Linked DNA regions of Homo sapiens: regions 1 and 3 are each linked to region 2. Evidence: chromatin loops called from intact Hi-C (ENCODE). Cell type or tissue: GM12878. All regions are shown on one strand. Links, peaks and the distances in the headings refer to the core of each region. The heading gives the core; the rest is flanking DNA. Region 1 holds the start of LOC105375952 (a long non-coding RNA gene). Region 2 overlaps LOC105375951 (a long non-coding RNA gene). Region 3 overlaps SMARCA2 (SWI/SNF related BAF chromatin remodeling complex subunit ATPase 2).

Region 1 (11,015 bases), core at 3,503-8,502, 50 kb before region 2:
CTCCGCTGCTGATACCCAGGCAAAAAGTGTCTGGAATGGACCTCCAGCAAACTCCAACAAACCTGCAGCTGAGGGTCCTGACTGTTAGAAGGAAAACTAACAAACAAAAAGGACATCCACACCAAAACCCCATCTGTACGTCACCATCATCAAAGACCAATGGTAGATAAAACCACAAAGATGGGGAAAAAACAGAGCAGAAAAGCTGAAAATTCTAAAAATCAGAGTGCCTGTCTTCCTCCAAAGGAACGCAGCTCCTCAGCAGCGATGGAACAAAGCTGGACGGAGAATGACTTTGACGAACTGAGAGAAGAAGGCTTCAGGCAATCAAACTTCTCCTAGCTAAAGGAGGAAGTTTGAACCCATCGCAAAGAAGTTAAAAACCTTGAAAAAAGATTAGATGAATGGCTAACTAGAATAACCAATGTAGAGAAGTCCTTAAATGACCTGATGGAGCTGAAAACCGTAGCACGAGAACTACATGATGAATGCACAAGATTCAGTAGCTGATGCGATCACCTGGAAGAAAGGGTATCAGTGATTGAAGATCAAATGAATGAAATGAAGCGAGAAGAGAAGTTTAGAGAAAAAAGAATAAAAAGAAATGAACAAAGCCTCCAAGAAATATAGGACTATGTGAAAAGACCAAATCTACGTCTGATTGGTGTACCTGAAAGTGACGGGGAGAATGGAACCAAGTTGGAAAACACTCTGCAGGATATTATCCAGGAGAACTTCCCCAACCTAGCAAGGCAGGCCAACATTTAAATTCAGGAAATACAGAGAATGACACAAAGATACTCCTCGAGAAGAGCAACTCCAAGACACGTAATTGTCAGATTCACCAAAGTTGAAATGAAGGAAAAAATGTTAAAGGCAGCCAGAGAAAAAGGTCGGGTTACCCACAAAGGGAATTCCGCCCATCAGACTAACAGCTGATCTCTCGGCAGAAACTCTACAAGCCAGAAGAGAGTGCATGCCAATATTCAACATTCTTAAAGAAAAGAATTTTCAACCCAGAATTTCATATCCAGCCAAACTAAGCTTCATAAGTGAAGGAGAAATAAAATCCTTTACAGACAAGCAAATGCTGAGAGATTTTGTCACCACCAGGCCTGCCCTACAAGACCTCCTGAAGGAAGCACTAAACATGGAAAGGAACAACTGGTACCAGCCACTGCAAAAATATGCCAAATTGTAAAGACCATCAAGGCTAGGAAGAAACTGCATCAACTAATGAGCAAAATAACTAGCTAACATCATAATGACAGGATCAAATTCACACATAACAATATTAACCTTAAATGCAAATGGGCTAAATGCTCCAATTAAAAGACACAGACTGGCAAATTGGATAAAGAGTCAAGACCCATCAGTGTGCTGTATTCAGGAAACCCATCTCATGGGGAGAGACACACAAAGGCTCAAAATAAAGGGATGGAGGAAGATCTACCAAGCAAATGGAAAACAAAAAAAGGCAGGGGTTGCAATCCTAGTCTCTGATAAAACAGACGTTAAACCAACAAAGATCAAAAGAGACAAAGAAGGCCATTACATAATGGTAAAGGGATCAATTCAACAAGAAGAGCTAACTATCCTAAATATATATGCACCCAATACAGGAGCACCCAGATTCATAAAGCAAGTCCTGAGTGACCTACAAAGAGACTTAGACTCCCACACAATAATAATGGGAGATTTTAACACCCCACTGTCAACATTAGACAGATGAACGAGATAGAAAGTTAACAAGGATATCCAGGAATTGAACTCAGCTCTGCACCAAGCAGACCTAATAGACATCGACAGAACTCTCCACCCCAAATCAACAGAATATACATTCTTCCCAGCACCACACCACACTTATTCCAAAATTGACCACATAGTTGTAAGTAAAGCACTCCTCAGCAAATATAAAAGAACAGAAATTATAACAAACTGTCTCTCAGACCACAGTGCTCAGGATTAAGAAACTCACTCAAAACCACTCAACTACATGGAAACTGTACAACCTGCTTCTGAATGACTACTGGGTACATAACAAAATGAAGGCAGAAATAAAGATGTTCTTTGAAACCAACGAGAACAAAGACACAACATACCAGAATCTCTGGGACACATTTAAAGCAGTGTGTGGGGGGAAATTTATAGCACTAAATGCCCACAAGAGAAAGCAGGAAAGATCTAAAATTGACACCCTAACATCACAATTAAAACAACTAGAGAAGCAAGAGCAAGCACATTCAAAAGCTAGCAGAAGGCAAGAAATAACTAAGATCAGAGCAGAACTGAAGGAGATAGAAACACAAAAAAGCCTTCAAAAAATCAATGAATCCAGGAGCTGGTTTTTTGAAAAGATCAACAAAATTGATAGACAACTAGCAAGACTAATAAAGAAGAAAAGAGAGAAGAATCAAATAGACACAATAAAAAATGATAAAGGGGATATCACCACTGATACCACAGAAATACAAACTACCATCAGAAAATACTATAACCACCACTATGCAAATAAACTAGGAAATCTAGAAGAAATGGATAAATTCCTTGACACATACACCCTCCCATGACTAAACCAGGAAGAAGTTGAATCTCTGAATAGACCAATAAGAGACTCTGAAATTGAGGCAATAATTAATAGCCTACCAAACAAAAAAAGTCCAGGACCAGACGGATTCACAGCCGAATTCTACCAGAGATACAAGGAGGAGCTGGTACCATTCCTTCTGAAACGATTCCAATCAATAGAAAAAGAGGGAATCCTCCCTAACTCATTTTATGAGGCCAGCATCATCCTGATACCAAAGCCTGGCAGAGACACAACAAAAAAAGAGAATTTTAGACCAATATGCCAGATGAACATCGATGTAAAAATCCTCGATAAAATACTGGCAAACTGAATCCAGCAGCACATCAAAAAGCTTATCCACCATGATCAAGTGCGCTTCATCCCTGGGATGCAAGGCTGGTTCAACATACAAAAATCAATAAATGTAATCCAGCATATAAACAGAAGCAAAGACAAAAACCACATGATTATCTCAATAGATGCAGAAAAGGCCTTTGACAAAATTCAACAGCCCTTCATGCTAAAAACTCTCAAAAAATTAGGTATTGATGGGACGTATCTCAAAATAATAAGAGCTATTTATGACAAACCCACAGCCAATATCATACTGAATGGGCAAAAACTGGAAGCATTCCCTTAGAAAACTGGCACAAGACAGGGATGCCCTCTCTCACCACTCCTATTCAACATAGTGTTGGAAGTTCTGGCCAGGGCAATCAGGCAGGAGATGGAAGTAAAGGGTATTCAATTAGGAAAGGAGGGAGTCAAATTGTCCCTGTTTGCAGATAACATGATTGTATATCTAGAAAACCCCATTGTCTCAGCCCAAAATCTCTTTAAGCTGATAAGCAACTTCAGCAAACTCTCAGGATACAAAATCAATGAGCAAAAATCATTCTTATACACCAATAACAAACAGAGAGCCAAATCATGAGTGAACGCTCATTCACAATTGCTTCAAAGAGAATAAAATACCTAGGAATCCAACTTACAAGGGATGTGAAGGAGCACTCTCTTCAAGGAGAACTAGAAACCACTGCTCAACGAAATAAAAGAGGATACAAACAAATGGAAGAACATTCCATGTTCATGGGTAAGAAGAATCAATATTGTGAAAATGGCCATACTGCCCAAGGTAATTTATAGATTCAATGCCATCCCCATCAAGCTACCAATGACTTCCTTCACGGAATGGGAAAAAACTGCTTTAAAGTTCATATGGAATCAAAAAAGAGCCCGCATTGCCAAGACAATCCTAAGCCAAAAGAACAAAGCTGGAGGCATCACGCTACCTGACTTCAAACTATACTACAAGGCTACAGCAACCAAAACAGCATGGTACTGCTACCAAAACAGAGATATAGAACAGAACCCTCAGAAATAATACCACACATCTACAACCATCTGATCTTTGACAAACCTGACAAAAACAAGAAATGGGGAAAGGATTCTCTATTTAATAAATGGTGCTGGGAAAACTGGCTAGCCATATGGAGAAAGCTGAAACTGCATCCCTTCCTTACACCTTATACAAAAATTAATTCAAGGTGGATTAAAGACTTAAATGTTAGACCTAAAGCCATAAAAACCCTAGAAGAAAACCTAGGCAATACCATTCAGGACGTAGGCATGGGCAAGGACTTCATGTCTAAAACACCAAAAGCAATGGCAACAAAAGCCAAAATTGACAAATGGGATCTAATTAAACTAAAGAGCTTCTGCACAGCAAAAAAACTACCATCAGAGTGAACAGGCAACCTACAGAATGGGAGAAAACTTTTGCAATCTACTCATCTGACAAAGGGCTAATATCCAGAATCTACAATGAACTCAAACACATTTACAAGAAAAAAACAAACAACCCCTTCAAAAAGTGGGCGAAGGATATGAACAGACACTTCTCAAAAGAAGACATTTATGCAGCCAAAAGACAGATGAAAAAATGCTCATCTTCACTGGCCATCAGAGAAATGCAAATCAAAACCACAATGAGATACCATCTCACACCAGTTAGAATGGCAATCATTAAAAAGTCAGGAAACAACAGGTGCTAGAGAGGATGTGGAGAAATAGGAACACTTTTACACTGCTGGTGGGACTGTAAACTAGTGCAACCATTGTGGAAGTCAGTGTGGCGACTCCTCAGGCATCTAGAACTAGAAATACCATTTGACCCAGCCATCCCACTACTGGGTATATACCCAAAGGACTATAAATCATGCTGCTATAAAGACACATGCACACGTATGTTTATTGTGGCACTATTCACATAGCAAAGACTTGGAACCAACCCAAATGTCCACCAATGATAGACTGGATTAAGAAAATGTGGCACATATACAGGATGGAATACTATGCAGCCATAAAAAAGGATGAGTTCATGTCCTTTGTAGGGACATGGATGAAGCTGGAAACCATTATTCTCAGCAAACTATCACAAGGACAAAAAAACCAGACACTGCATGTTCTCACTCATAGGTGGGAATTGAACAATGAGAACACTTGGACACAGGAAGGGGAACATCACACACCGGGGCCTGTTGTGGGGTGGGGGGAGGGGGGAGGGATAGCATTAGGAGATATACCTAATATAAATGACAAGTTAATGGGTGCAGCACACCAACATGGCACATGTATACATATGTAACAAACCTGCACGTTATACACATGTACCCTAGAACTTAAAGTATAATAAAATATATATATATAAAAATAAATAAAAATAAAATTGTAAGTTCAGTGAGGGTAATTAATTACCATGTGTCATGCTGTTACCATACCGTTTATAGTTCTTGTTTTGGATCTGGAACACAGGAGGCACTCCAAATATACATATTCAATTGTATTAAATTGAAATATAATATATATGATGAATTAGTCATCAAGCATTAATGTTATTCTGTCAGACTGCTAGTTATCTATCCAATATCCATTCTCCTTCTTTTCATGAGAGATAGAACCTCCATAATTTGTGGGTACGACAATGTGTTCTAACCCCATATCAAGAACTATGAAAGATGCTGTAAAAGGGATATGGTAATTAATTACCCAATAAGACTACATTTCCAGTAAAGGATTCTTCTTGTTCATGGAGCACGGAACAATAGAAGAGGGTGGTCTTAGGTCACGTCATGCAGACAATAAGCAGTGAAGGAAGTTGGAGAAGGGAAGAACTTCTGTAACTGTGATGTTAATGTATTTCTTGCAGCTAGCGGTGATCACGTGATGTGGTTTGGCTGTGTCCCCACCCAGATCTCATCTTGAATTGTAGCTCCCATAATCCCCACATGCAACTGGAGGCACCCAGTGGAAGGTAATTGAATCATGCGGGTGGGTTTTCCCGTGCTGTTCTCATGACAGTGAATAAGTCTCATGAGATCTGATGGTTTTATAAAGGGCAGTTCCCCTGCACACGCTCTCTTGCCTGCCGCTGTGTAACACGTGGCTTTGTTTCTCTTGCACCTTCTGCCATGGTTGTGTGGCCTTCCCAGCCATGTGGAACTGTGAGTCCATTAAGCCTCTTTTTCTTTATAAATTACCCAGTCTCAGATATGTCTTTATAGCACCATGAGAACAAACTAATATATCACGTAGCTAGATTCTGGCCATTGGGAGATAAGCAGAACCGCTGTATGAAATTTCCAGGGAAGCCTTCTAAATGGAGCTGACTCAACTGAAAACTGTGTGAGTTTCCCTTTCCCTTTTCCTTTTTGTGGTTTCCAGGATCCCAGACAAGATGCCGGAGCAGCAGCAGCCAGCTTGAGGATAGAGGCTCTGTGCTAAGAATGGTAAATCAGGGAGATGGAAGGTGTCTTGATTCTGGATCTCTTTGTAGTGCTGCCCTACCAGCCCTGGACTGCTCATTTCTGGATTTCTACATGAGAAAATAGAACTTTCACTGGGGCCTGTTGGGGGAGGGTGGGGTGTGAGCATCAAGACAAATAGCTGAAGCATTCTGGGCTTAACACCTAGGTGATGGGTTGATAAGTGCAGCAAAACACCGTAGCACACGTTTACCAATGTCACAAACTAGCACATCCTGCACATGCACCCCAGAACTTAAAATAAAATAAAATAACTTTGTGTGTTTTCTTTCAGGTTTTAAAAAAAATTTATGTAGCAGAATATAATCCTAGCTGAAACATACAAATTAACACTTGCAAAAGAACAGAGGAAAAGTACCATCTAAAATAAATGCAAATATTCTTTCAGGTTTTTTTTAAAGGCATCTTTACTGATATGCAAGGCGTGTGTGTACTACTATCATCAGATGTATGTGGTATTACTAATATAAAATATATTCTGTTTTTATTCATTTTCTTTTTCATCATGACAAATCCTTCAGTGATGTGGGCTTTAGTTTGTCTTCCCATGCAAGGACGATTTTCCTGTAAATTAGAGCAAAAAGAAAAAAGCCTTGTAAATCATCTCTCTCGCTTAACTTGCCCATTGTCCTCCTCTGCAGGAAACCTACAGGTTGCAGAAGAAAATGGCTGGTGGAAATGCAGCAGGAAGAATAACATGGTTCTGAAACCAGGTAAGAATCAGTGAAATTAGTGTAACAGCAGATCTTACCAGCTTTTTTTTTTTTTTCTACTTCACAAACTTAAAATTGGGGAAACTGTTGAGAGGAGTCTTTGTTTTAAATGAGTGCAAGACAAGGACATATCTTTCTAAGGATCACATTAAATGAGGTGGAAAGAGAAGGAGACTCGGATGATAAATCAAAAATCCCACCCCTTCTGTCTACCTCTCCCACCGCCCTCCATTACAACACATCAAGCCAACATGAGGGATTATTTTCCATTCCTAGGGTGTGGTACATTTAGAGAAAAGCCCCCCTTTAGGGCTTTGATAATTTTAGAAAGACGTTCAGAATATGGACATCAAAGTAATGTCTTGTGTTTCTCATGTTCTGCATTTTTCCCTCAAGAAGGGCCAGAATTAATGAACCAAATCCATGTTTTTGTGATAACACAAATTCCAAAGTGCAAACCAGTAGAATTTAGAAAGCAAAAAATCCCATTTTATAATAAGACAACATGATACAGACCACAGGTGGACTGTATCATGAATAGCAACAATGGAGAGGGCAGCAGTGTGTTAGCAGGAGGAAGAAATGATGACAGCAATACCTGGGAGGTCCATGTCGGGATTCCTTACTCAGGAGGCTGGCAAGGAGGTTCTGGACATTGTCTGGAAGCTTCTCTGGGCTGGGGGCTAGGAGTCTTGGTTTCTCTCCATGGGGGCCTCATCACAGGCTGCTTGGACTTCCTCTGAGCACCCAGATTGGGTCTAAGGGTCAGTGTCTAGAGAGAGCTGGCAGAAGTGCGTGGCATTCTAATGCTCTAGCCTGGGAAGTCACACGGCCCCTGGCACCCGGCTGTACAGGTCCCCTAGAGGTCTAGGGTGAGAGACAGCAGTGGCAGCATTTTCAGAGATGTCTCTGGGACTAGGGGTGGGGAGCTGGAAGGGATAGAGAGAGGGAGACTTCTAGAGACCCAAGAGATGAGGCCATTTCTACTGCACTTTGTATTAATATTTAAAGCAGTCCTGAAGGTTTGCCCTGAGTCAACAGGAGAGAGTACTGGTCCCATCCTTCTGTGGAAATAATGTTGAGGTCACGCTGTAAGAAGGGTATGTGGGATGGGACATGCTGTTGTTGCTATCTTGGGAAAATATAGACTGCTCCAGTGGGAAAAACAAATAAATTTCTATGAGGGAGAAGCATTTTTTCAGTCAGCTACTTAGCCTGGAAGCTTATTGACCACGTGTTAGCTCTTAAAACACCTGTGGAGGCCCCAGAGGGTGAGTTTTCACCCCCACCACATATGAGCATCCTGGGCTGTCCAGAAGTCACTGCGTTCATGAAAGTTTCAGAAATTAAGAGTCAAGCACTAATTTTCAGGCACCACTCCTTTCAATAAACACTCCGTAGCTCATTTTGCATTTACGAAGAATTAGGTTGTTTGGGGGAGACTGCTGTCTCCTATACCCTGTCCACTGAGAGGCAGGCATCCCAAATTCAGGTTTCCATGGCAATGGGCTTCCACGTCAGTGCCTCCCTGTCAGGGCTAATCTCCGGCCTGGTGGGGAGTAGGTGATGTGTGCTAGGATCAGGCCTCTGGACAGCCATTGTCACTCCTCCTGCCACAGTGACATACATTCTTACCGTAGTAAATAACAGTAACCTAAGTTTTCCTAGCCTGTGAGAATAAATGAGGTCACATTAACAGCAATAAATCACATTTCGATTGTCAATACCTTCACCCAGCGTACAGATAACACGAATGTTATCTCACCTATGTCTAACAATCAGTTGCCTTTTTATTTTTCACTCCAGGCTGTCCTGGTTGACGTTTCCTGCCCATAAGGCCATCGAAAGGTGGGCATCTCCTCACGTGGCTGCTGCTAGTGACGGACCTAGTATGGCCCTGGGAGTTAAAGCGGTGCTGTGGCCTCTGCAGTCCTCAGCACTCCTTCTGGCACTACAGGCATGCTGTGTTTACAGCAGAGATGGAGAGGTTTTCTGCCCTATCTCCACCCTGCCCAGCCCCTAGCTCTGGGCTTTAGTTTGTTATCTGGGTACCAGAGAGCATAGCTTGAGCCCCTGCGTCTCACAGAGTCCCTTATGACAACAGCCTCCTCAGACTCTGCAAACAACCTCTCTCTCCACAGGGCTCAGATGAGAATCCAGGGAAACCAACTTCTTAAAAATAGATGCCAGTAGGCTGCCTACCCTGCCAAGTCATTGGACATTTCCAGACATGCCTGATTCCCAGCAGAGAACACAAATTAGGCTCTCGAATCCCTGCTACATTACTAAACGTGCATAGCACGCCCTAATGCTTTCCCCTGAATCAACTCTGTTCGGTAGGTAGGACAGATGATAGTATTATAGTTTCCATCTTTCATACAGAGAAATTAATTCTTAGTGAGAAAAAGCTAGAAGCCTGAAGTGAGATAATAATTAAGATTCTGATTGATCACATGAATGGAGGGCTTTGAATAGCAAATCTGGCACTCTCCTGGGGTACTTCACGGTAACAGGTCACCAAGCTTGGCCCAGATGCTCTAGACAGAGGCATTTTCCTCTCTGTGCTCATGGCATGTTGGTTTGTTGCAGAGTTTGCTGTATTTTGTGACACCACTTTAAACGTCAGTCTTCTCCACTAAACATCTCTCATGCCAGCAAAGTGCCTGGCATGGAGAAGGGACCTGATAAACATTTATCGGTGGTATGAATATGAATTTTTAAAAAAAATCTCTTAATGTTTCTCTAATGAAGGTGGAATCCTCCCACCCCAGAGAACATTTGGAAGTGGAGGAGCATTTTTCGTTGTCACAATACCAAGGAGTGATGCTCCAAGCCTTTTATAACCGGGGCCAGGGATACGGGATATCTTGCAATCTGTCAGACAGTCCTGCACAAAGAAGTGCTCTGTCCAAAATGCCAATCGCTCCTCCTTTGAGAATAACTACAAGGAAGTCCAAATGTTAGGAAAGTCCCAAGCACTCCTAAGCCTTCGAGTCTAGCCTAGGAATAACTTAGCTATCTGTGACCTTGCTATTTGAGTTTTGAGACAAAATAGGGGTTATGCTATATACCCACCTCATGCTATGGTTTAATGAGAACATATGTAAGAGGCCTAACAGAGTGGTTGCATGTGGCAGGAAGACAAGTGATTTGAGCTCCTTTTCCCCTTACTTCAGGTAATAGGAACAATCATTTGTCTATGTATCAGTTTGGCCTATGGTTTAATTCAACTGAAAGATATTTTGAAAGCAGGCCTAGTGTTCTACGATCTGCCCTTGGAAATATAAAAAGTAGTATGGTAGTATATTTCCCAATTGTTATGAGGATTCGAGTTTCTAAAGATCAGTGCCTGGCACTGAGTAGTCTCTTTATAAATAGTTGACTTGATGATAGGTGGCAGAAATCGAAGAAAAGCAGTGCTCTTGCTTAAATATTAAGGTAGCATAAAATCAAATCATATTCTCCCTCTTTAGCAAAATTGAGTGAGATTTCTTTAGTAAGTTCTGCTTATCCACTATTTCCTGCAAATTAAACAGACTTCCCACAGAAGACAACAATTCTTGACTTCACTCTGTTCCCACCATTGCAGAGTAATGCATGCTTGGGGCAAAAACACATATGACTCACCTGTTTTATAGTGTCTCTTCGTACCCTTTCAATTCCCACTGGTGAACGAATTTACTTTCTACCTGCTTCTTATTAGAGAAAATATGTCATAGAAACATTACAAAATGTTGATAAGAATAGAAAACCATAATCCTAACCCTATTGCAACTGTTTAAAAAATTGCCTTCCAATGCTTTTCTATAAGAATGTCTTTTTGCTGGGCGCGGAGGCTCACGCCTATAATCCCAGCACTTTGGGAGGCCGAGGCGGGTGGATCACGAGGTCAGGAGTTCAAGACCAGTC
Region 2 (9,248 bases), core at 3,458-8,457:
CATAGGAAAAAATCCCAGTCGGAGGAGTCAAATCCTTGCATTACAGACTGTCTGCAGTCATTAATTAATGGAGTAATGCTAGTTAAGATTCATCTCTCTGGGCCTCAGTTTCCTTATTTGTAGAATGGGAGCATGCAAGTTTGGAGACTGAAGTGAATCTTGGTATTTGTGGAACAGACCAACAGAATGATCGATGAGCAAAAAATATACACTGGAAATAATTGTTAAAGTTGGTATTGTTTTCCATTTCAAATTTTAGAGTTTTAGTGACGGGATAGGGTAGATTATCTCTGCTAATTTTTGTGTTTGTATGTGCAAAGATGATAAGCATTCACTTAGAGTCTCCAATTCAAGCAATTCTCCATTTTAGAAGGAGACTATAGAGTTGCTTGTATACTTTCTGAGCAAGAAGAAGAAATCTTTTTTATTTCTATCATCATTCTTAAGTGAGAAAAATGTCAGCATTTTTAGGATTGTCATAGCTTCCTGATATGTCATAGAAAAAGAGGGAAGATTACAAAGGAGCAACTTAGCACTTATCTTGCTGTCTCTTCCAAAGTAATGCTTCTCACATTAAAAAGAGGTAGTTTCAGAAGATATAAGTAAAATCTACTTTTAAAAATGTACATACTCCATCTGATAACACTTGTATTTTCTAGACACACCTACAAGAAATATAGTCTCATTTTTTATATTATTTCTTGACCAATCACATTATTACCCAGGTTGACCATTTCTTGATCTAAATGTTTTGGTTGCTGGTAATTCCCAAATCAAATGGATCCATAAAAAGAATAATTTGAGATGATTAAAGATATTAAAAGAATTCAATGCCGACTTTTAAGATGATTTTAAAAGTTTCACAAATTTTTTTTTAAATTATATCATCCTTGAACAGGGACTTTACCTGTTTTGCTCACTGTTAACCTGTTAACCCAACAAATACTTATGAATGAGCAAATGAATGAATGGCAAATCTGATAAGGACAATGCTAATTCAGATTTAGAATGTTTTATATATATAAAATATATTAATACAATGTTTGTAATTACATATTATATACTTTATTTTTACACATATTATTTTGTATAGATATATAAATTATATAGTGTATATATAATTTAACAATGAGCAAAACAGGTGTATAAATTATATATTGCATTGAGCAAAAGAGGTGTATTAATTATATATACACAATATATAATTTATATACCTCTTTTGCTCGCTGTTAAATATGCAATATATTTTATGTAAATTATATACACGGTATATATTTGCATATGCAAATTAATACTGTGTATATAATTTACATAAAATATATTGCATATTTAACAAAGCTTTCCTAGTATGCTTGCTAAAAGCTCACTCACAGTGCCTTTTAGTGCACATTCACACATTACACGCATTATCACACACCCCTTCAGCAATCCTTCATATGCTCCTGGCTTCATCTGCTTCCAATTCCAGATGTCTCTGAGATGACCAGCTTTGTGGGTTCCAAGCAACTTCACACACTCACTACCTGGAAGCCTCTTGGTCCCAGCCCCAGTGCTTCTCTGTTGACATTGAGGTGTGGACCCCTGCAGTACTGTGCTTGACACCTAGGCACATATAAGTGGAATAGTGGAGGAGTTACATGCCTGTCTTAATTTGCTCAAGCTGCTGTAACAAAATACCACAGACTGGGTAGCTTATAAACAACAGAAATTATTTTCTCACAGTTCTGGAGGCTGGGAAGTCCAAAATCAAGGTGCTGATAGGTCTGGTGTCTGGTAAGAACCAGCTTTCTGGTTCATAAATGGTGCCTTCCAGCTATGTCTTCACATGGTGGAAGTGGAAAGACAGGTCTCTGAGGCCTTTTTTATAAGACACAAATCCCCTTATGAGCCCTCATAACCTAATCGCCTCCCAAAGTCTCCACCTGCTGAAAGCATTACATTAGGGATTAGGTTTTAACACATGAATCTGGGGGAAAACACAAACATTCAGACCACAGCAACATTTTGGGGCGAGGTTTGATCTGTGAGTGATGGAAAGTGGTGGATATTTCCCCTTCTTTCCCTCTAGTAAGGTGGATGCTGCTGAGATGTTTATTCCACCTCCTAGAGGATGCTCCAGTGAGGGTGCGCCCTCAGACATACTTAGAGGTGACCAGCCCAGCTCAACGTTGGCTCATACTGGCTCTGCCTCCTTCCCTGCTCCACTCCCCATGCCCCTCACCCTGGCTCCTGGGCATGGATTTCCTAGTATATTATTGGCCCAAGCCTTTGGCTCAGGATCTACTTTCTGGAAAAGCCAGGCTGAGGTAATTCCTAATGTTTGATTTTGGGTACAGGTTCTACATCCAGTTTTTCTTTTTCACTCCCATATGTACACAACTTAACCACCACTCCATTCCTTCTTGAAAGGAAGCAACTGTTCTAGAAATAATGAAATAATCAACCTATGGCAGGGTAATTTTCTGGGATGTTAATTTGTGTGTGTGTGTTTTTCACACCATCAACCCAAATCTGCACACAAAATTTTCTACCAAAAGTAGAAGGTACTTTTCTCTCACTTATTTTCAAAAGTCAAAATGTTTTGAAGAGTTTCTAAGCACTCTTAGGGCAGTTGGAAAAGAAAGGAAGTCTTTGAGAATACTTGGCAGAGGAGAGGGCAAACTTTGCTGAGATACTAAAGAGAGAGGGCAGAGGTCAGGCTAAGAGACAACTGTGGGAGTGACATGAGAGGAGTGTGGGACTCATGCCCTCTTTGTGGCCAACCTCAGAGCAAACTATGATGTGCTTTGGAAGGCTGGTCCCCAGGCAGTGGGGTGCCAGCCTCAGTAAAGACTCCGAGACATCATGTATGTATGGCAACTGAGACCTAATGCTTCAAGGGAATAAACGCTGGTACAGTGCGCAGTCTGGTGGTACCTAGCATGGACCCATATCAGGAAGAATCTTCCTGATGTCTTGGCCTGAGGTAATACCCCAAGAACTTATCCCAATCCTGAGGTCAGTTCCAATATTGGCAGGACTAATTGCTTGCCACACTGTGTGGATTCAAGAAAACAAAGAAATGGACATTCATCACACATCCTGTTTTTGTGGACTGGGATTCACACCTGTAACAAGCCTTTTTTTTTCTGTAGTTCATTAAATTTTTCCGTGGTCTAGCTGCCCCAGATCTATACAAAGGCACCCCCATGGCCTTGCTTAGATTTTTTCTTCTCGCTTTCCCTAAGGAGGAGGGGGCATTTAGGGAGGTGTTATTCAGCTCATCACCACAGCCTCAAAGAACGCTACTTGAGCTGTTGAACTGTTTGTATTCTGATTGTAAGGATTAAAGGTCAGTAAAGGCATGAAAAGAATTAGCCAAAGCTAGTGACAACCTGGTGAGGCAATAGCACTGTTGGACTTAATGTTATGTTACTGCCATTGACTGCTGCAGGTGAGTCTACAGAAGCTATCCTGTTGAAGGTCATTCTGGTCAGAAGAACTGGCATTTGGATGATTTTGTTTATAATGAATTATTTCTCAGAAAATGGCTTTATGCCACTACTTGCTACTATTTTGATGAACAAAAGCCTGGAATGATAAAGGGCAGTATGTATGGTGTAGTGTGTGCACATGTGCATGCATTCTGGCTCGTCATAAACAAAAGCCAGTTATTTCTCAAGGGACATAGGCTATCCTAAGTGCACTGCTGAAAGAGGCTTATATTTCTAAAGATAGTGGGTCACATGATGAAATGATGAAACTGAATTTGCTGGCTTTTCAGGCTCTAGTTGTTTATCACGAAACCTAGGAAAGTGCATTGCTATAGCTTGTGTTAAAATTCCAAATGATAAAGGCAATTGGCAAATGCAACTTGGACACCCACTCCTTCTCCTTGGCAGGGATAACCTTTCTTTGACAAAAATATTATTGCTCTTGAAACCTATGCTAGCATGGGTGGAAAGTCATTGCTGACCATTGACTCTGGAGGGGAGGAACCTGAAGATGCTGATTAACTTTTAACAAGCATCTATATTGCGCCAGGCACTATGTCAGGAATTTTGCATATGCTACGTTACTTCATCTTTATTACAACTCAGAGAGAGAGGGCATATTCATATCTCTTTGGGTAGATGAAGGAACAAAGACTACAAAGTTACCCAGCTGGTAAGTCAGTACTGTATAAGTCAGCTATTTCTACATAACCAGCAGCTACAAAATCACAGTGGCATAAACAATAAACATTTTATTTCTTAGTTCTCTGTGAGGGGTCTGGGGTGGCTTTGCTCCATGTATCTCATTCTGAATCCCAGGCTGGAGGTGTGTGCTACCAAAACTACTTATTCTCATGGGAATGGCAGAAACATAAGCAGGTAAACCCAATCACACAAGCACGTTGCAAGCCTCTGCTTGCCTCATGGCCACTAAAATCTCATTGGACAAAGTAAGTCATGTGGCCAAGGCTGAGGGAGCAGGGAAGTACATGCCTCCTATCACTGGGCCATGACAAAGGAATGGGTATATGATATTTCTATGGGAAAGAGAAGACTTGGAACCAGTAATTCAATTACCATAGTGAATGCCAGAGATTGTATTCTAACATAGGTGTGTCTCAAATTCTCAAGCCCAAGTTCTTTTGGCCATGCCAAATATGGTGAGGAGGCATTTCAGTCCAATGCAACTTCTCATGGTACAGCAGGAGAATGACGTGTGAGGCTGTGGGAGGGATTGAAAGACTGTGTGTGCAGTGCCCCAGGGCTCAGTCTTAAAACCTCTCTCCTCCCCTCTCCTCCCCTCCCCTCCCCTCTCCTCCCCTCCCCTCCCCTACCCTCTCTCCTCCTCTCACTTTCCTGGTGATTTCATCTAGTCCCATGGCTTTTAAAAGCCATCTGTGTGTGGATGGCTCTGATTGTTTATATCTCCAGCCTGGACTGCTTCCCTGCACTTCACATATCCTCAACATCTCCACTCAGCTGTCCAATAGGCATCCCCAACTTAAGACGGCCAACCCTGAACTCCTAATCATCTTCCCCAAAATCTGCTTCCCTCACCAAGATGCTTTATCTCATCTCAATAAATGACAACTGTGTCCTTTCATTTGCTCAGACTGAAATCCTTGACTCCAGTCTTCTTCTCATAACCTGTATCTGGCCCACCAGCAATTGCCGTCAGCCCTATCTTAATAATATTTCCAGAATCTACACACTTCACATCATCTTCACCACTATTACTTTGGCCCAAGTTCCCATTATTTGCTGTCTGGAATATATTAATAGCCTCTTAACTAGACTTACTGCATCTGTTTTTTCCTGTTTTCAATAGCAACAGCAAATACCTATTTTAATAGCAAATACCTATTTTCAGTAGCAATCAGAGTAGTCTTTGAAAATGTAAGTCAGATCTTGTTATTCTTCTATTTAAATTTTCCCTGGCCTCACAGCTCACTGACAGGATAGGACAAAGTTTTTATTATGGCCTAGAGGTTGCTACCCACTTCTCTCTGGCCTCGTCTCCCATTGGGCTCTCCCTCCTTCTCTCCTTTCCAGGCACATTGGCCTCCGGGCTATCTTCTAACACACAGGTTTGCTCCCACCCAAAGCCTTGATGAAAGTTCCTCTCAATGCTTATAAAGCTCTTCCCTCAAATATCTAAGTGACTTTGCTTAAATGTTCCTTGTTAGTGAGGCCTTCCCTATTTACTATCACAACATCCATCCTTCCTGAAATCCTGGCACTCCCTATTCCCTGTCTCTTCTTTACTGTTTTCTTAGCACTTATCACCCTCAATTGCATATTTTTTCTTCACAACTTGTCTGTCTTCTAGAATGAAAGCTCAGTGAAGGCAGGACCTTTTGCCCGTTTGATGTACTGCTGAATCCCTCATACTTAGAATAATGCCCAACACATAATAGGTGCCCTGCAAATACTCACTAAATGGATCCTTGATTGTGATGGTGGCAGAACTGATTATCACTCCACTAGTGGTTGAGCACTGGCGGTTGTTAATTAAATGGATTTCAAAGCAGGGAGATACTTCTAGAGTTTAGCAAATTGAGGCATGCATGCTGTTTGCTGTTGGTTAAAGGGAAATGCCGTAGACACTGCAGTACGTTGTTCAAATTCCCCTTCAGGATCAAGACACTCATTTCTCTAGCCACCAGCAGGGTTGGATGCTAACTGCTGACAGCTGAGTCCTTTTCAAGGAATTTCCCTTGTTCAAGGGAGCTAAATTACCCAAGTTGACACCTTCTCCCTCAGGGCACCAGCATTTGATAATCAGCTGATCAGGGGTATAAGCACCTGGCCTTTGTGCCACACTAGAGACAAGTCTGAAGGGTCACCTCAGCTTCAGAGCTCCTTATGGAGTCCACAGTGCAATTCTGCTTCTCTCTCTGTACTGTCCTACCTCAGTTACTGCCCAATAAACCTAATTCAAAACTCCATCTCAGAGTACGGTTTCAGGAAACCCAACTCAAGACAGGCAGTGATTTCCTTATGTTTTCGGTTAGTCATTCAGGCAATGTTCATTAAATATTTACTATATGCCTGGCATTGAGAAAGGATCTAGGGATGCAATGGTGAATATGGTAGACCTTGGCCTGTGTCTGCTTATTGTCTGGTAGTTGAAAAACTTGGGAAAATGCAATTATAGGGCTATATGATAAGGATATGAAGGGGGTAGTCTTGGGATGCAGATATTACCCATTACTGCAAATGGTAAAGTCAGATTGAAGCAGAAAATGTACAGGCATGAGGAGGAGTATGATATGTGGCTAGAGAGATAGCTAGGAGTCTACTCAAAAATGAACTTGTGAGTCATAATCGGAGGACAAGGGGAAATCTCAAAAGTGATGAGACATTTCAAATAAGACATAATCAGATTGCTTTTTTAGAAATTATCTTGGTGATAGTCACTGTACAGCCTAGATTAGTAAGATCTACTGATAACAAAATTCTTATGGGTTCTAGGTTACGCCCCCACAAAGCCATCTGTCAGATTGTTCTTTCATTCGACAAACACTCCACTTTCTCTTTGAGCGCATTCTTTTTCTTTCATTCTGGGACTTAGGTCCTTGTTGATCTGATTGTATTTTCCTTCAAGCTAATATTATGGAGAAATCTGTCTGGAGCATGTGACTAGAGAGGGAGCTGGGGGTTGTGTCTTAGTGAGAGAGGTGGAAGTAAGCAGTAATTACACTGTATGATTTGTATCAGTTCATCTCCCAGATTTTCTGGGATCTTAATCCACATTTTATGGATCAGTCACTTAATACTGTTACTCTATTGTAGTAATTTGGGTGTGTGCTCTATTGCCCTTATTCAATTCTAGGTTATTTGAGGGCAAGACTCGTGTCCTATATGTCTCTTACTTCACTATGCACTGTGGGAAATCAAGTCTTGAATTTTGGTTGGTAGAATGAATGAGTGTATCCCGCTGGTGGCAACGGGAGGGGGACACTTGGAAAGTATTAACAGGAATAGCAAAGAAGCAACAAACAATGGCCAACAGCACTCTTAACACTGGTTTTCTGTTTACAATTCATCCAGAAAGTCTGTGATAGGATATCAAATGGTACATATTAATTATAGCTTTCTTACTTCTGCTTTCTATCATGGGTGGGGATTTTTTAGATAGTTGAAGAGAAAGAGAGAAGTAATTTTTGGGAAATGGCAAGCAACAGCAGTAATGAGTGGAACTTTGGGGAGAAAAATAGCTGACGAGGATCATTAGGATTTTTTTGTATCATAAAATGTAATATGCTTCTTTGGTGCCTCAGAGATTTCAGTAAATATTTAAATTACTTGTCAATGCTTATATGAATGCCAGTTTTTATTTTTTGTAGGATACTCATGCTGAGATGGCATTAAGAAGCCTCAGTTTTAGTTACATGTAATACTAGAAAACAGATTTCTATGAGGCTGTTTAGAAAGTCCTCTTTAGTTGCAGTGGACTGAGATCACGCTACTGCACTCCAGCCTGGTGACAAGAGAGAAATTCTGTCTCAAAAAAAAAAAAAAAAAAAAAAGAAGGCCTGGTGTGGTGGCTTATGCCTGTAATCCCAGCAGTTTGGGAAGCCGAGGCAGGCGGATCACCTGAGGTCGGGAGTTCAAGACCAGCCTGACCAACCTGGAGAAACCCCATGTCTACCAAAAAAATACAAAATTAGCCAGGCATGGTGGTGCATGCCTGTAATCCCAACTACTTGGGAGGCTGAGGCAGGAGAATCGCTTGAACCCAGGAGGTAGAGGTTGCAGTGAGCCGAGATCGCACTATTGCACTCCAGCCTGGACAACAAGAATGAAACTCCATCTCAAAAAAAAAAAAAAAAGTCCTTATTAACGCAAAGAATGTCCACAGACTTGTCTTGGGGAATTGTCTGCCATATGCACAAACTTCCTGAGTCTTGTAGATAACATCAGTGACAACAGAGGGCACCAAAATTGGTCATTTGAATCCTCTGGGAGACGTGTCTGGTCTGATCACCAAAACATCCAGTGAGCCAGAACATTTCTCTCTCCCATAGGGACCCTTTGACCTCCTTCTCCTTCTCCCATCCTTTTGTAGATTCAGCCCCACTCCAGGTTCTAGGAGAAACTACAATCTTGGGCTTCTGCCCAATATGCTGGACTATTGAGTCATTTGGGCCACTTATTTGCCTCAGACCTTCTATCTTAATTCTTAAGATAAAATTTCTGCCTCGTCCCTAGATTCTCCCTATGCCCCAAGCTACACTTGGGAACTCTGCCTTGTTCTCTGTGCCTGAGATCCCACCTTGGCGACCTGTCAGGGCTCTCTCCTTGTTTTTTTGCCTGGCTTTTATTCACCTCTGGAGTTTTGTCTTGACCCTAGATTAATGCCTTGGTCCCTCAGTTCCCACCTGGCCAATATCCCTAATGCAGGTCCCTGATTCTGAAGAGAGCCTGCTCCAGGATTGTCCACCACTGAAGTGGAGTGTACAAGGGCTTTGGAGGAAGGCAGTCTTGCATTCAAATCTAGGAATGACCGTTCACTACTTCTGTGACCTTGGGCAAGATTCTTAGCCTCTCACAACTACAGTTTCTTTATCAGAAAAAAGTGGGACTATCAGTATCATATCTAAGAGTTGTGATGATAAAATGAAATAACTAGTAAAGCATTTAAGGGCTCAATAATGCCACCAGCACTGCTGCTGATTTCATTTTCAGCCCGCCCCTGTGAGCACAGTTCTATTCCCAATATTACTGGTGATCACCTGGACCACCTGTTATAGGCCTTGGCCCTTCCCAGAT
Region 3 (11,015 bases), core at 2,894-7,893, 170 kb before region 2:
TCACTTAGAATTTTCCAGGAACATAATTATGGTCTGAGACTAATGACCTTATCTTCATCTATGCAGGCATTACGTCCTAGATAGAATCTGCAGGTCTCCTATAATTATAACATCACACACACACACGCTTTTCTAAAATCCACAGTGTGCTCTGAGGTCCAATTCCAAAAATAAATGGTCAATAAAAACAAATACTCAGGCCAATGATATAAACCTATCTCTTCTGTGCTTATATGCCCATTAAAAAATAACAGTGCAAATGTAATAATCCATGAATAGCCTTTGACCATAACAAGGCTATCACAAAAAAGGCAACATTTCAAAATCAACTTAAAAATCACTTATTACACTGTTAGAGAATAATTTCTGCCATTAAAAAAGAAAGATAAGCACCAGAGGCTTCAAAACACAGACCTTCTTAGATTTGAAGACACGACTTAATGTGTTATTCATTCCAAAAAACGTGGTCATTCATCTCAAAGAGGCCATATTTTTAAAAGAACTGCATTTGCCATCCTTCCAGATCTGGTTATCAAACTCATGCAAAATACAGTACCTGCTTTTATGAGAGAAGCTGTAATGTGTACCGCGCAATGCCACCCCAGGACACAGAAATACTATACGCATCAGTCATCCCCCTAGATTTTTGGCATGCATTCTCCAGGAAAGAGAAAAAGTTTTTACTTCATCTCCCTAAGGTTCAAAGAAATTTACTAAAATTTTTGATAAGCAGTTTTCATTTTTTCCTTCTACTACCACCATATTTAATGGTCTCATTGCAGACGGACGTGGGTTGAGTAGTTTCCTGGGCTCCTGCAGGGAGTTCCTTACCATCAGTCGCCGCATTCTCTCCTTTTCAATCCGCTCTGTCTCCTTCTTCTGCTCTCTTTCAGTGTTGGCATGCCAAGTTGCCACTGCTTTGGAGAGCTTCTGGATCTTTCCGGCCACAGACCGATGATATTCCTTAAAATCTTTTGCATGTTGCAAAATACTGTTCAGGTATTCCTAGAAGATCCAAAAAGGGAAGAAAAGGATACTTAAAATCCAATGACCAGTGTCCTCTGAGCTATCAGTGTTGTCCAAGAAAACTCTCAGTGTGTGTTTAACAGCATAGGAAGACTAGAATCTGTTTGGGGATAGGTGCCCTGGTGTCTCTGCAGTTAAGGTGTGGGCCATGGGGCTGGTGGGAAAGATAGCCTCTTCGGGTTCCTTTTGTTGTAAGCTTTAGCAAGAGAAGCCTCCTTAGCCTTGAGGGTGTGGCCACATGAGAATGGAAAGATCGAAGACTGAAAGAGACCTACAAAATGGCAATGATAAAATGTAAAGCAAACCACTCATTCACTCCAAAATAAACCTGAGGAACATGAGTATTTCCAGCAAAAAGTATGTCACAAAAGTAATGTTTTTCTGCTCTAACTACCCTAGAGTATGACACAAAATAAGTTTATACAAAGTTAAAATTGCCATGCAGAATTTGTATCCACTTTTTAAATATATACTCTATTTACACTAAAATCCAACATTTTTTCAAAAGGAAACTAAGCTAAGCACTAAATTAAGCACAGGAAAACAAATACAATTTACAGGACTATGACAGGAAATCAAATCCTACATCAAAATATTTCCAAACCCCCAGAAAGGAATGTTTTTAATATTTGCCTCTGTGAAACATTCAACTAGGCCCTTCAGAGAAGCCAGGACACTATTATATTTGTTATGAAAATAACTTTTTGCTTTCTACTTTCCTTTTCCAAGTTCCTGCTCCCAGAATTTTGCTCTAGGAAATCCACCTATGCCCACCCATTCAAAAACTTCCCATGGGATTATGAACATGACACCTGTTATGGACTGAATGTTTGTGTCCTCCCAAAATTTATATATTGAAATGCTAACTCCCAATGTAATGGTATTAGGAGGTGGGGTCTTCGGGAGGTGATAAGGTCATGAGGGTAGAGCCCTTACGAATGGGATTAGTGCCCTTATAAAGGAAGCCCGGAGAGCTTTCTTGGCCTGCTTCCACCACGTAAGAAAACAAGGAGAAGTTAACAGTTTGCAACCCAGAAGAAGACCCTCACCAGAGCCCAGCCATGCTAGTACCCTGATCTCAGGCTTCCAGCCTCCAGAACGGTGAAAAATAAACTTCTGTTGCTCATCAACCACCCAGTTTGTGCTATTTTTTTATAGCAGCCCAGACAAACTAAGACAATACTAAACCTCATTGTGCTGCTAAGCAATTGTATGACCTTGGGCAGTCATTTATACGTCCTGGCTTAAGCGTCTTTGTCTATAAAATGATGTGGTTGGATTATGTACATGTCAAGGAACCGTTCTGTTCTGTGATGTCCCCACCACCCACAAGGGTCCATTTTTCAGTCATTCTGACCCCATTTGATGAATTCATTGGACAGCTCTGCCAAAGTGAGGGTGAGCAAAGCCCAGGGTCTAAGAACCTGGTGTTTCTGACGGCGTTTCCTCTCCTGCTCAATCTTCTGCTGCTTCTCCAGCTTCTCGGTCATGCGAGCTTCTCTCAGAGTCTGGCGCTTGCTCCGTTTGTATGCTTTGGAGTTGAGAGCCGTCTCCAGGGTCGTGTCCCTGCGCATGCAGGCCACCACCTCCTGTCTCAGCTGTCAAGAAGAGAGCAGTTAGACAGCCTTCCCTAACAGAAGCTAGGTTCCTGAACTCTGGCCTTCTCGCGGTTGCATTTAATGGAATAGAGTGGGGCGGGGAATCTCCACAAGCTTCTCAATCACCTTTGGTTTGTATTAAATGAAGGAACTAAAATCATGCCAAATGTATGCAATATTTTCAAGAACGGTACAAGATTTTTCTCCCCAAATAATTCAAATCAAAAGCAATTATAGTACTGTAACAGTAAAAGAAAGAAAAGATGTTGTCTTGCCTTTTAAATAACTTCATTTTCTCTAATTATTCTAATGATACCAATTAGCTAAATAAGCTTTTTAAATTTTCCGCTTTGTTTTAAGTGTCATGTTAACATTCTCTTTGTGTTTAAAGATTAATTTTAATGATGCTCCAAAAAAAGAATAAAAGAATTACTTTCACGTGTGGTAGCAGCAGGTACTCAAACAACGTTAATTCATAGTCTCATACAAAGGATGGGAAATATGAGTTTTGGCTTCTTCCCACTCCAATAATGATCTTCTTTCCAAGAGATCTACATTTTATATTATATCATGAACTTATTTCAGATCACAAATGTAATACTTTTATCTGTATTGCATGTTATGTGGTGGTAGGGGGTAGGGACTGGAGAATACACATTAAATAATCATTCCACTGCATCTGAAATATCATTAGTTACAGTTAATTTAATTAGGAAGCTTCATAAATAACAGATTTTTAAAATAATATCAAACAAAAATCAGAAATCAATAAGAGTCCGTCATGGCAACGCTAATTTGAACATAAACATATTCCGGAAAATATACTTGGTTAATATTCATTTAGTAAGATTTTATCCAGCACTTTATTAATTCATCTTATGAGGTCACCAATAAGAAAGAAGTAAACAGAACTCAGAGAATTTTCCCTTTTCTTTTTAAAATTTAAGCTGAAATCTACTCTCACAAACCAAGAGCCAAGTAGCACCTACCCACCACTAATGTCCATCTGTGAGATTATAGCCGGTAAGGCAAATATACACCCAAATTCCTACCACAATAGCAACTGGAGTGGCCTGTGATTTTAGTCACATCCTCCAACAAACCAAGTCAATACTTCCAAACTACTTTGACTCATTAATTATTCATTTCGCATGTTCCAGACTTTAACAAAACAAACCCATCTGACTAACAATGAAACGTTCCTTATCCCCTTTGGGTTAGTGAGGCAATCTGCGGACTAGCAAACTTGAACCTTTTCAGTCCACAAGGCAAAACTCGCCAAAGTGAAAATTAGCTCTAACTCATTCCACTTGTCTCTTACTAATTTAGAAATCAGAAAATAGGTCATTATACTGGCTTTTAATAACTGCTGTAAACTACAAGAGCAGATAATTTACTGATTAGTCAATACATGAGCCTGATGTGATCAAACACTCCAAACTTAGACATCGGTGAATAAATAAGCTATAAGACATTGCTTTATGTATTTCTATAAATGATGAACCACTAATTCAGTAGCGTGGCTACCATATTTGTTAAAATTATTTTCACAGTCGTGGCAAGCACTTTACATCTGTGCTTACAAAGAAGCTCCAATCCACTACCTTCTGGTTTTTCCTTGGAGTCATAAAAGCAAACATGAGCTACCCCACTTGTTCCCAAGGTTTTTCATCCATGGTAACAAAACGCCATAACTCTGACTTTGTAACCCATAGTACAGGAGGAAAAACTCTTTCCCATATACAGAAGAGAAAACCAGAATAATAAGCAGTTCATCTTCATCATTTTTAGTTGTAAGCTGTTGGTCTAAAAGATTCACTATTTTACTATATTTATATCTTTATATCTTTGTAACAATATTGAATAGACTAAAGGCAACACAGATAACACTTTAGGAACAATTACATTTATTTCCTACATCTCAGATTCACTGGGGAAAATGTATTACCTGACGCTGGAAATTGAGTAACCGAAGTGCTTTTAGTTCCACGGTTGCTTTGGTTCTTAAATCTGGTGGCAAAGAGCCAGGCAGATTTTCCAGTTCTTGTATCCTATGAGCTATGCGGGCCTGAAGTCTAAAGGAAACAATAAAATGGGGAAAAGGGGGCAGGGGAAAAACACATTACAATTTAATCTTAAATGATAAACAATGACATTAGGTTTAAGTCCGGGGCAAAACATATTCCAGATACTGATAGTTGATCTCTAACACCCAACTAGAATTTTTGATGTTAAGCAGAGAAAAGCTACCTTTGCATTAATGCAGACAGGTATATGTTACTTAACAATGTGGCTTCCTCCATAACCTCTATCTAACACTAGGGAAAGAAGGTTCACCCTGCATCTAGTGGGGAAGTCAAATGTCCTTGCTCACTCTTAGCAGAGAGAGAATATAAGAGACAGAACCAATTGACAAGCTTTCTAACTCCCAGCCAGACAGAATGCAGAGCTGAGAGCACAGACTTTTTTCTTCCGAACTTCTAGTTCTGTCCTAAGGCAACCAGACCATTTGTCTTCTTTGCCAAGATGCTGATGACGACAGCCATTAAAGCGCAGTGAGCAAGAACAGTTTTAGGTGCTGATGCCACAGAAATCAGCCAACCCTAAACATTCAGAAAGCGCTCTGCCAGCCACAACCACTTCCTCTGTGAGCAGAGCTTGCTTGAGAAAAGAAAATACAAATGAGGCTGTTTTAAAAAAATCAGGGCCAGCAGTAAATAGTACTCAAAAACCAAGAGTTTCTAGAAAAGGATGTTGAGGATTCTCGTTTTACACACCATCAAAAATATAACTGCATGTACTTCTTCATAATAAAGGCAGAGTAGAAAATAAAAGACCTCTGACTTTAGCCATTCACTTGGGATACTATTACTGTTAGATATATAAACTGCTGGTTTTAGAGTTCACCTGAATCCTATTCTGACAAAATAATTATATGCCATTTAAGACTATTTTTAGAACTACATCCCCTAAATCTGAGGCAAACTGTACTGAACTAGATTTCAACAAAGAAAGAATAATAATAAGTAATAAGTTAAAGTAGGCTAATATTAACAGCACTAAGTGCCTTTAATGTACAATGTTATTTAATTGTCTCTCTCTTACACACACAGACACGCCTCTGTAAGGTAAAAGTTATAATGGTCCCATTTTGCTGATGAGGAAAACTGAAGACACCTGGAGATACCACAGAGCTAGTAAAGAAGGGGGCCAAGATTGGAACCTCAATTTGCCTGATACCAAAACCACTGCAATAAAATGATAGATAATTAAGATACACTTTCCGAGAACCTTCCTGGACCTCAACTATAAAAGCTGAAAATTAAGAATTCTGTTAAAAATTATGCACAGCCATAAAAAAGAACCAAATCATGTCCTTTGCAGCAACATGGATGCAGCTGGAGGCCATTATCCTAAGCAAATTAATGCCGGAACAGAAAACCAAATACCGCATGTTCTCACTTTTAAGTGGCAGCTAAACACTGGGTATTCATGGACATAAAGATGGCAACAATACACACTGGGGACTACTAGACGGGGGAGGGAGGGAGCGCAGGAAGGGATGAAAAACTTTTAGGTACTATGCTCATTAGCTGAATGATGGGATCAACTGCACCCCAAACCTCAGCATCATGCAACATACCCATGTTAAGAAACCTATTCATGAATCCCCTCAATCTAAAATAAAAGTCGAAATTGTCTTAAAAAATGAATATTACAGTTTTTTCCAAACATGATGATGTTGCCAGAGTACAGAGCTGGGAGGACAGACTTTTTTCTTTCTAACTTCTGGTTCTGTCCTAAGGCAACCAGACCATTTGTCTTCCTTGCCAAGATGCTGATGACGACAGCCATCATTTTCATTAACGTGAAAAAGTGAAACCTCCTGGACCTAAATGCTGTAGAAGATCTAATACTTCATATAGCCCAAATATCAAAATGAGTGATTTTTTAAAAAACCTACAGTTGCTTAGTTTGGAAGGGAAATAAAATGTCATCATTTTTAAAAATTTAAAAATGGTGGTAAGGAAAACTATTTTTCAGGGACTTCACTAAAAATAGTATCTAAGACTGATTCTTGTTTTATTTGCTATACGCACGTTATTCGTTCTAATTTATTAAATGATTTGTCATCATAATGTGTTAATATTATCACTGCTACCGTGCTGTCGTTATTGTTTTTTCTTTGTTTGTTTGAGATGGAGTCTCGCTCTGTCGGCCAGGCTGGAGTGCAGTGGCACTATCTCTGCTCACTGCAACCTCCGCCTCCCAGGTTCAAGCGATTCTCCTGCCTCTCAGCCTCCCATGTAGCTGGGGCTATAGGCACGTGCCACCACGCCCAGCTAATTTTTGTATTTTTAGTAGAGACGGGGTTTTGCCATGTTGGCCAGGCTGGTCTCAAACTCCTGACCTCAGGTGATCCGCAGGCATCGGCCTCCCGAAGTGCTGGGATTACAGGCATGAGCCACCATGCCTGGCCCGTGCTATTAACTATGCATACCAACACAAACAATAGCATTTTTAAGTGGTTTAATCATTCAAAAGACTGAAAGTTTTGTATTTCATGCAACAATAATAAACTCATCATTTTACTCTTTTGGCAAAATTGTTCAAATTCTCCCAACTTTCTTCCACATTCCTTGTACTAGTGATACTCGTGAGATTATTACCGTGGTTTTTAATTTTCACTATATGAAACAGACATCTACTTCATTTACTCATTTTCTACAACATCTATGTAGCCCCAAATCTCTGGATACAGCAACAGATGATGCATCTTAACAATTAAGATGTAAAGAAAAAAATCCACTATTGATTTTTTTTGAAATATATAATTTAAAGGGAAAAAATAAAACTGAGACAACTTTACTTTCACAGGTTAAGGCCATACCAAAGGAAAATTAAGTATTATAGTGGCGTGAGCCCATGGCCAATGATTTGGTTATTCCGCATCCTTGGTTCTAGATTCCTTGCAGATCTTTCTTATTTGAATATCCTAGAACTCAAACTATCCCTTGGTATTCTGATTTACTCTCTTTGACAAAGTGGGTCAGATGCCAAATTAGAGGAATTCCTACTTAATCTTCCAAACAACCATGGAACTAGGACTAAATAAGTAATCGTCAGATAACTGGGGTGATAGGGTAGAGATTACATCACATTGAACTGGGAGGTGGGAAGCAGGGAAGTGGAGCGGAAATGAGGAGATGGGGGGTGGGAACCCCGGGGAGATGGGGCACTGTGTGACTTAGGCACTGGAGAGAGAGAGTGGGAGCGAGGGGGGTGCACCTCTCCCTGAAATGACTCCTTCTCCAAGGAGCCCAGTTATTTGTCAGTGAATCTGATTCCCTGGCACAAAAGAATCCCTTTTCTGGAAGGGAGGCAAGAAGTACAAAGCGCAAACTCTAGGAGAAGAGGAAAGGTAGACTCCATAGTAAAATTATATGCATTTGATTCAGCACATGGTGGGGAAGAAGCAAAGGTACAGGAGGGGCTTCTTTAACACAGAAGATTATATCTTTGTTGATGTTGTTGTTGTTAATAGAAATCTTCATTTTAAATAATGTTCCTCTCCAGACAATTTCATCTCCCCATCAGTGAGATTCAGCAGGTAGTCCGATAAAGAGATTCAGGATTCTAAACTTCCCCAAACAACAACAAGATGTAATACTGCATAACTGCAGGGGACTCATTTAGCGTCCTCACGAGTACAGAAAATTGATGCAGAATTAGGTCACACAGGTTTTTCATACAGATTGAACAGTAAATCACGAGGGGTTACTGTTCTGGCAAGAAAAAGAGTTGCATTAAATGCAACAGATACTTGTTCAGGTCCAGAGGAGAAGTTTATGATTCCTGTAGGAGAGTTATCTGAACAGAAAATGACACTGGTACATTTTGTTCCTTCAAGGAGCTGAGTGACACTTTAAAAAGAGAGCGTGTGTGACTTTTTGTAACTCTGCTGGTAAAGCAGCTACTGGTAATTTTTGAGAAGGAATTTTCAGGATTGCAATGGCGACAAGGGCAGGTCAAAAAAAAAAAAAAATCACAGGTAAGCAGCCTATGCCTGCTTCCTGACACAAAGAGGATATACCGCTCTTTTCATACTAAAGTCTGACTTTATTCCGAAGAGGGCTGATATAATTCAGACATGTTCTTCCCAAATAAACCCCTTCAAGTGTGAAATACATCTTCCAGGCAAACATGTGTGGAATTAGTTTACATGCCAATGTGATGATTCCTGAGGTACTTTTGATCAGACATCTAACTCTAAATAGAAGAAAGCGAAGTTAGGCACAATGAGAAGGCATCAAAAGTGTGCCAAAAAGAAAAAAAAGAAAAAAAAAAAGCAGTACAGGGAAACATCTCTCTGACACTTACTATGGAAGTAATAAAGTTCCATTATAAGAGAAAGATGGTCAAAAAGAAAGGATCCAATTTAAGTGGGAAAAATGTTTGAACTAGAGAGCTTGTACAGAGCTGCAGCAAAGTGCTCATAGGCAGACATTTATTTATGCTATGAATGAAAAAGAAGGTCAATTTGTCAACGTTCTGATTTTATGATGAACAAGGAAAAGCAGCCAACTGACTTAAACGTTAAAAAAATTTAAGATGCTGAAAACTTCCTGTCAAATTTCATAGACAAGGTAAATGATATTACAAGACCCAAAGAAATTAACATCTGTTCAAGAATTTCTGACAGATGATTTTTGCTGAAACTAAGTTTATCAAATTGTAAAAGAGGTTTTTTAGACCCCTCTCTAATCTTTGATCGGATGATAAAGATGAACTGGATCCTAACAGTTATCAATGCTAAAGGCTGGTAAGCCATTCTGTCACAAAGGGTCAAAAGAAGAAAAAAAATGGTTCATTTGTTGTCTTTTGCAAGTGCCTAAGGGACTTCATTTAACCCTTTTAAGGGATAAATTTAATCTCTGCAGTTGAACAACTTACCTTCAAATAGGCAGAAGAGAGCTATTGCTCTGTAACCAAAGAATACAAAACATGCCCCATAATGCTGTCACCACCAAACTGTGCTTCTTCTCCAGGTGGCCATGAGAAAATTCAGACCAAAGGACCCATGACCTTTCTGGATTCAGGGTTGTCCAGATCAGTCGTTTCAAAAGCCACATGGCTTTACAAAAGAGTAGGCATTTATAAAGCAATAATAATACTATGAAAAATTGCCATTCTCCACATTTTGTAATGCATGTAATTTAAAAGATACTGACAGCATTTTTTATTGACATAGGAGGGCAGAACAAAAGCTTTTTACACATTGGAATAGGCCAAATAGTACTACTTAATACTGTGCACTTTGGAAGACCATCCACTAAGGTAATCTCCAAAAAAGTTCCTAAAATAAACTTATTACAAGAAAGTCCTGCAATGAAAATTCCAGAAAAAATGATTAAGAACATTTAGGAGTTAGCAAAATAAAAAGTTAAAACACACTTGTGCACACACACATACCAGGCTGAATAAGGGAAAGAAGTCTAGACATATGTAAAAATTTCTAGCTATAGAAAGCATCTCTCTTCTAAGGGTAGTTCACATAGTTTAACAAAGGTACTGGTAATTCAAATGGAAAAAAAAAATGTTTTAACTAGGGAGCTTGTACAGAGCTTTTTCCTTTCCTAGGGTAGGAAAAAAAATATCAGCTCTTAGGAAGTCAGAATTTTAGAGCATCCACATTGTATTTCTCTATTCTATTACTGACTTTTTCCAATACTTTTAGCTTTTTAAAAACTCAACAGTAACATACAGAATGTACTGCACATTAGTCTATTGCACATGAATAGAGGAATATGCTAGTATTTGACTTTATAACACACAGCAATTATTCACCCAGCAGAATCTGCCTATCAGCACTGAAATATCAATTGACAATGAGTATCTAGCTCTCTGGGAATACATGAAATGGTGGAAATAGCAATATAAAATCTCTTAACAGATGATTATTAATAGTGATGAGAATAAAGTTATATTCTTCATCCAAAAAAATAAACACATCTAATGGCAAGTTATTCTGATTTCTTTCAGATTACCTCTCTAGGCTGGTAACTTAGTATTTTAGTCTGATAAGAAATGAGTGATGTGCTTTTCAATAAAGATTAAGGTAACCTTTTAAAAGGAAGCCCAGACACTGTTTACCAACATTCTCTATAATTTTTAAACTCTAATTTTCCTTAAAATTAAAGTCTTTGGGAAATAATAATAGGTATTATTTATTGAATGTTTCAGTATCATTTTATCTTCCCAACACTATGAGAGGTATCTTCTTTTAGCCTAGGAGGAAACTGAGTCACAGAAAAGAGACATAACTTCGCCACGGTAAGAAGTTACTGATGACACAGTATGCTTTCTGGCAGACTCCAGAATCCACAACCT

What was found. Peaks named below come from ENCODE experiments on the same cell type or tissue, not always from the same donor. Only the 100,000 strongest peaks of a DNase experiment are listed, where the experiment ranks them.
Region 1: a loop joins it to region 2, with 4 times the contacts of the local background. A loop is called at or near these places in 2 of 110 quality-filtered maps.
Region 3: a loop joins it to region 2, with 7 times the contacts of the local background. A loop is called at or near these places in 2 of 110 quality-filtered maps.

Annotation. Positions count from the first base shown.
Region 1 is chr9:1,925,351-1,936,365 of GRCh38, reverse strand. All of the region lies in intron 2 of LOC105375951 (a long non-coding RNA gene), which reads right to left. It overlaps LOC105375952 (a long non-coding RNA gene), which reads left to right and starts at 5,987. Exons shown (of 3, transcript XR_929422.3): 1 at 5,987-6,253; 2 at 7,035-7,106; 3 at 8,913-11,015. RefSeq lists an enhancer at 6,440-7,639. In GM12878, for the core only: a CTCF peak has its summit at 5,891; DNase peaks (open chromatin) are centred at 5,885 and 6,465; H3K4me3 peaks cover 1,759 bases; H3K27ac peaks cover 3,127 bases.
Region 2 is chr9:1,877,309-1,886,556 of GRCh38, reverse strand. The region is part of intron 2 of LOC105375951 (a long non-coding RNA gene); the gene reads right to left. Among named protein-coding and RNA genes, the nearest start is that of SMARCA2, 130 kb to the left of the region's middle. RefSeq lists an enhancer at 6,850-6,899. In GM12878, for the core only: a CTCF peak has its summit at 6,146; DNase peaks (open chromatin) are centred at 6,136, 6,428, 6,816 and 7,516; H3K4me3 peaks cover 1,199 bases; H3K27ac peaks cover 4,072 bases.
Region 3 is chr9:2,048,281-2,059,295 of GRCh38, reverse strand. SMARCA2 (SWI/SNF related BAF chromatin remodeling complex subunit ATPase 2) reads right to left here. Exons shown (of 34, transcript NM_003070.5): 6 at 4,573-4,699; 7 at 2,451-2,624; 8 at 832-1,005. Among named protein-coding and RNA genes, the nearest start is that of SMARCA2, 38 kb to the right of the region's middle. In GM12878, for the core only: no CTCF peak of the experiment used is centred there; DNase peaks (open chromatin) are centred at 3,805 and 5,205; H3K4me3 peaks cover 516 bases; H3K27ac peaks cover 3,121 bases.